Linked DNA regions of Homo sapiens: region 2 is linked to region 1. Evidence: read pairs that join two places in POLR2A ChIA-PET (ENCODE). Cell type or tissue: MCF 10A. All regions are shown on one strand. Links, peaks and the distances in the headings refer to the core of each region. The heading gives the core; the rest is flanking DNA.

Region 1 (2,924 bases), core at 199-2,698:
CTTCTTCTTCTTTTTTTTTTTGAAATGGAGTTTTGCTCTGTCACCAAGCTGGAGTGCGGTGGCGCGATCTTGGCTCACTCCAACCTCTGCCTCCCGGGTTCAAGCAATTCTGCTGCCTCAGCCTCCTGAGTAGCTGGGACTACAGGTGCCCGCCACCACACCTAGCTAATTTTTGTATTTTTAGTAGAGACAGGGTTTCACCACGTTAGCCAGGGTGGTCTCAATCTCTTGACCTCGTGATCCGCCCACCTTAGCCTCCCAAAGTGCTGGGATTACAGGCGTGAGCCACTGCACCTGGCCTTTTTTTTTTTTTTTTAATCTTTACAAAGAGTTTGATCCTTTCAGAAGTATCAGGGCATCGCATCTTTCTCAGTCTGTTTCCTTTACCTTTCCAGGTACTAACCACTAACAATCATCTGTAGGTTTCTTTGCATTTCTTAGCAAACAACTCACATGTAAATTCTGTTGACATCTACAGGCACTGGCAATTCCTGCTTCTCACATCAGCTCTCCTCCTTACCTGTTGTGTAGCCTGACTGTTCATTTATCACTTTTCTTGCTTCCTAGGTTATCTAGATTTTAGTTTACATTGAACAAAACTTTGAAGCATGAAGTACAGAAATAATTGTTCTGTAGACTTAATTGCCTCTAATAAATTGACCCTTTATTGGGTCCATTTTCCTTTTCCCCTCAAAGACATTTAGTTATTCCATAATTGCTGTTGACATAACAAAAACTTTCAAAAATATTTATATTGCTACTCTCCAAAAGATAGTAATAAAACAAGAGTTCACTTTCATGATATGTAGAAGTTCTTCCTAGTAACTTTTCCCCATATATATTTCATTATTTGCATCTCCAAGTGATTAAAAGGATGCAGTACATTTTAAAGGATAGATTTGGACAAATGTGGACGTTATTCAGAAAATAATAATATAATTGTTTATCATTTTGTGCACATCCTCAAGTTATTGTACCTTTACTTAGAAATATAACAAATATTTGTAGTTTTTTTATTAAGAACAGCCATTGGAATCAAGATTAAATAAATAATTTTTGTTTGGTAATATATATTAAATTTTATGTTTTGTTACTAAGGAACAGTTTAAGACTTTTGCCCCATTTCACATATTCAGACTTTCATGATCACCCTTTCAAAATGATAAGTCAGGTCTAAAATGGATTAACCTTCCTGTTTCTCAGTGTGAGAAGTAATGAGTGAGGCAAATGTAAATTACTTTTATTGTTTTTATTGGCACAAGTCAAAGAAAATGCATCAAAAAGAACATCAACTCTGAAGGAGTAAGTTGGTTTCCTATTTCAGCCAATACTTGCTGCCATCTGCTGGCCTAAACGGAAAGCTGCAAGGAATGGACAGCTGTGTAGAGGGAGTTGGATCAGGTTTGTGCCAGAGCATTTACATAGGGCAGGGAGGAGTTAATTACCCAGAATTGTCCTTTTAGAAATACTGTCCACCCCAGCTTCAGAGCCAGCACTTTCTGACTGGCAAAGAGAAGAAGAGGGTAGATGGTTGATGGCTATCTGTCCCCAGAGTAATAAGTATTTGCCGTGGTCTAAGAGTCTGGTGATGGGCACCTTTATTTCAAGCTCCACCTTCCTTACGCTGGTTTGCAAAGCAATAGAGTGCATTTCTTATTGTGTGGCATAACATTTCCTAAAATGTTGTCTCAAGGAAAACTCTCTCTCCTTGGTCAGTGGTTGAAGGTTAGGTACAAATTGCAACATTCAGACACAGAATTTTGAAATATGTGGGTGTTGATTCTAAAATAAGGAAAGGCCGGGCGCGGTGGCTCACACCTGTAATCTCAGCACTTTCGGAGGCCAAGGCAGGTGGATCGCTTGAGACCAGGAGTTCAAGACCAGCCTGGCCAACATGGAGAAACCCTGTCTCTACTAAAAATACAAAAATTAGCTTGGCGTGGTGATGCATGCCTGTTATCCGAGCTACCTGGGAGGCTGAGGCAGGAGAATTGCTTGAACCCAGGAGGTGGAGGTTGCAATGAGCCGAGATTGCACCACTGCACTCCAGCCTGGGCGACAGACAGAGATTCTGTCTCAAAATAAAAATAAAGGAAATAAAATAATACAAGAGTTGGCACAAAAATCTGAATTATGCCTCAGATATGCTTCTTACAGTTTGACCAAAGATTTGAAGGGTTCATGCTGATACATGGAAGAGGAGCATTCTCAGCAGATGGAACAGATAGTACAAAAGCCCTGTAGTGGAAGGACTGGCGCATGTTCAAAGGATAGCTGTAGGATAGTGTGGCTGAAGCAGAGTGAGCCAATGTAGAGCAGGTCATTGCTTCTCTTGGAAAATGGGAACATCAGAACACAGTGGGCTCCATTCCCACATTGCTGGGGCAGAATATGGCTGAGCCTATTAGGTGAGACATGAGCTTCCCTGCTCAGCGCCGTTCCCATCACTTCCTGTTATCTCCCCACACAAAGCCAGAGGGTCAGTTGTCATTAACCATCTTTGCCATATATATATGTGTGTGTGTGTGTGCGTGTATATATGTATATGTATATATATGCATATATATACATATATATGCATATATATGTAGAGAAAACTCTATATACACATATATACACACACATATTTGTGTATATATATACACACACACACACACACACACATATATGTAGAGACTTTTCTTTTAACCTATGTGAGACAGAGCCTGCTCTGGCACACCCCTCTTTTCTTTTTAGTGACTGACATATCTTTTATCAGGGGATGGCATGGACCCAGTTAAAACTTATATTTTCCTTTATCCCTTGTAGATAGTAATGACCAACGACATATATGTGGAAGTTTATGGGCAGGACATCAGGAAAGATTCTTTTAAAATGGCTGACTCAGCTGCAAGCATTCTTTTATTCCCCCTTCCTTCCATTAC
Region 2 (2,924 bases), core at 285-2,784, 280 kb before region 1:
CTATTACTAATCTCACTGTACAATGAACAAGGGTTGGAGACTGGTTTTTACAGCTCAGCCAACTGAGATCCTCAGGCCTTTGTGTCCCCAAGACTTCCTAAGGCAGCGTGCTGCACACAGGAGATGCTCCAATCAATTTTTGTCAGTGAAAATGATAATATCGGATATAATAGTTGGGCAGAAGATAATTTTTAACTTTCTTGTAATGTCTTTGTCATGTTCTTATGAAATAACAGTATCATGGGATAAAACCTTGTTAATAGCACAAAAGTCAAAAGTTATACTATAGGCTGCAAATAATCATTCCTGTCTCAACCTTAACAGGCTCTCATTTCTCTCCCTTCTTTCTCCCTCTCTCTCCCTACACACACACACACACACACACACACACACACACACACACACCAGAGCATTATGACATGTGCATTATGCCCACTTCATGATCTAAAGTTCCAAAACTGAATTAAAATGATTTTATAAAGTAATGGATTTTATGAGTATTAAGTCATCACATATTTTCCTCTTTTCTCTCAAGACAAGATTCTTGACTTCTGAGTTGCTACCACATTCTAATTCATCTATTATTCTGAAGATATAGCAGTTGCAATAATTTCATTTTTAAATATCTCAAGCAGTGTGTACAGGTACACTATTGAACTCTACCAAAACATGACTTGCTATTAGTACATGCACATCCAGCAGGCCCAATCCTGGGGCCTAACATAGATACAGAAACCACCAAATTAGAAGGGCATAATTCTAATTAGCTACCAGGTGTTTCTTAGCTCTGTCCCCAACACTTGCATGATCAATGCATGTCTAGCATAAAGTCACTCTGAAATTCAAGTTTAAATGATTTCAAGACAAAAACTATATCCATTATATTAATAATCAGAGGTACAAGGGTTTTGCCCTTAGGCACTGATTTTACATACAGTGATTTCTAACAAATTCCAAAACTTCATATAGTGTTTTTTGCGATATTTTGTAGTTATTATAGTGTCTCATTCGGTTGACAAAATGTGGGAAATATTTTGTAAAGTTCAAATAACTTCCTACTGCCTATTCATAAGTAGAATGACAACAAGACATACGCCTGCCTTCCCCAAGGGTTGTTAAGTATTCAACTTTAGCCCTTTTTGCAAAACGCTGGCAATTTTTGAAGCTGGGAGATGGGCACGTGGAGTTCTCTTTGGCCTCTCTGCTGACGTATGTTTGAAAACTTAAGTACAAAAAAGGAAGGAAGGAAGGAAGAAAGAAAGGAAAGGAAGGAGGAAGGGAGGAGAGGAAGGAAGGAAGTGGGTAAGAAAGGAGGAAGGGAAAGAAAAGAGAGCGAGAGAAAGAGCGAGAGAGAATGGAAGGAAGAGGAAGAGAGGGAGGGAAGTAGGGAGGAAGTTAAGAGGGAGAGAGGGAGCGGATGGTCAGAAGGGAGGGAGGAGGGAGGGAATGCCCTTTCCGCCCGGTGCTGTGAACAGCCCAGGCCCCTGTGTGCACATTCTTGACAACGGGTCATGTCTTCGGTTTCAATCTGTGGAGGTGAATCAGCACTCAGACTTGTGCCTGGTATTAGTCAACCAAATATTTGCTGAAAGAGTGAATCAAAGCAATAAATAAGAAGCCCAAATTCTGAGTTCCTGGGCAGCTATAGCCTAGGCTGAGATTAGAGTAGCAAAAACAAGGGAATGGGTTGTCTGCCATCCCACGCACCTTTCTCCTCCCCCACCAACTGCTCTGTCCTCTCCCACAACACCATCAACCCCCCGCCCCCGCCCCCGCCAGCAGGTGTTTCATGCTGTTCATGGCTTTCTTTTTTATCTTTTATCTTATGCGGAGAGGGTAGGGGAGAACAACAGTGTGTTTATGACACCATGGGTACCCAACAAAGAAAAAACGAACCGCATCAGACCACGCAAAACGATCACACACCACGCTGACATGATTCAAACACCATCTCCTGTGATATAACTGAACAAGGAAATTGTTCTCAGTGGAGCTAGAATTTAAGGCTACATCAGCAATACTTCCAAGAGCTGTCAGGTTGATTCAGTATCAGAAAAAATGACTGGAGGAAAAGTAAGGACTGAGAGCCCTCACCTTGCTTTGCTTTTTGCAGTTTTGCTCTTTTGTTGTTGTTGTTGTTGTTGAGACGGAGTCTCACTCTGTCCCTAAGGCTGGAGCGCGGTGGCACAATCTCGGCTCACTGCAACCTCCACCTCCTGGGTTCAAGTGATTCTCCTGCCTCAGCCTTCTGAGTAGCTGGGATTACAGGCGCGTGCCACCATGCCCGGCCAATTTTTTTGTGTATTTTTAGTAGAGACAGGGTTTCACCATGTTGGTCAGGTTGGTCTCGAACTCCTGACCTTGTGATCCGCCCACCTCGGCCTTCCAAAGTGCTGGGATTACAGGTGTGAGCCACTGCGCCCGGCCGGTTTTGCTTTTTTCTCTTAATCTTGACAGCCTAATGTTATTCCTAGGCTCTTGTGTACATGTATCTAAATATTTATCCTGGCTACAAATTAAGACAAAAACAATAAGATGTGGAGAAATAGCCCCAAATTCTGGTTCCAATCTTAATTCACTAGAGCACTCAGGGGTGCTTCCTGCTTTTCATGTCATTCCTTTTTCCCGTAGACAGGAAAAAGAAACCCACTCTATATGCGAGGTGGGTGTAGACGAGATTTCTTTATTAACTGTTTCCTGACAATACATCAAGAAAAAACCTCATATGACTCAGTACATACATGACAGGCAGTAAATGGTGGCATAGGACATTTATAGTAACTTATATCAAAAATGGAGAAAAACATCCAAAATAACAAAGCTATGATACCATTCGAAACTCTTCCACCTGTCTTTTTCCACTCTTCCAAACACGTTTCCAAGCCCTCCACTTAGAATACAGAACCTTCTGAAAAACAAACTGT

What was found. Peaks named below come from ENCODE experiments on the same cell type or tissue, not always from the same donor. Only the 100,000 strongest peaks of a DNase experiment are listed, where the experiment ranks them.
Region 2: POLR2A ChIA-PET joins it to region 1 with 5 read pairs; 2 of 35 experiments call an interaction of 5 or more read pairs at or near these places.

The regions. Positions count from the first base shown.
Region 1 is chr9:77,149,610-77,152,533 of GRCh38, forward strand. No RefSeq gene overlaps it. Among named protein-coding and RNA genes, the nearest start is that of VPS13A, 26 kb to the right of the region's middle. In MCF 10A, for the core only: a CTCF peak has its summit at 1,332 (motif pointing left); DNase peaks (open chromatin) are centred at 1,342 and 1,742.
Region 2 is chr9:76,865,444-76,868,367 of GRCh38, forward strand. The region is part of intron 1 of PRUNE2 (prune homolog 2 with BCH domain); the gene reads right to left. Among named protein-coding and RNA genes, the nearest start is that of PRUNE2, 39 kb to the right of the region's middle. In MCF 10A, for the core only: no CTCF peak of the experiment used is centred there; a DNase peak (open chromatin) is centred at 1,518.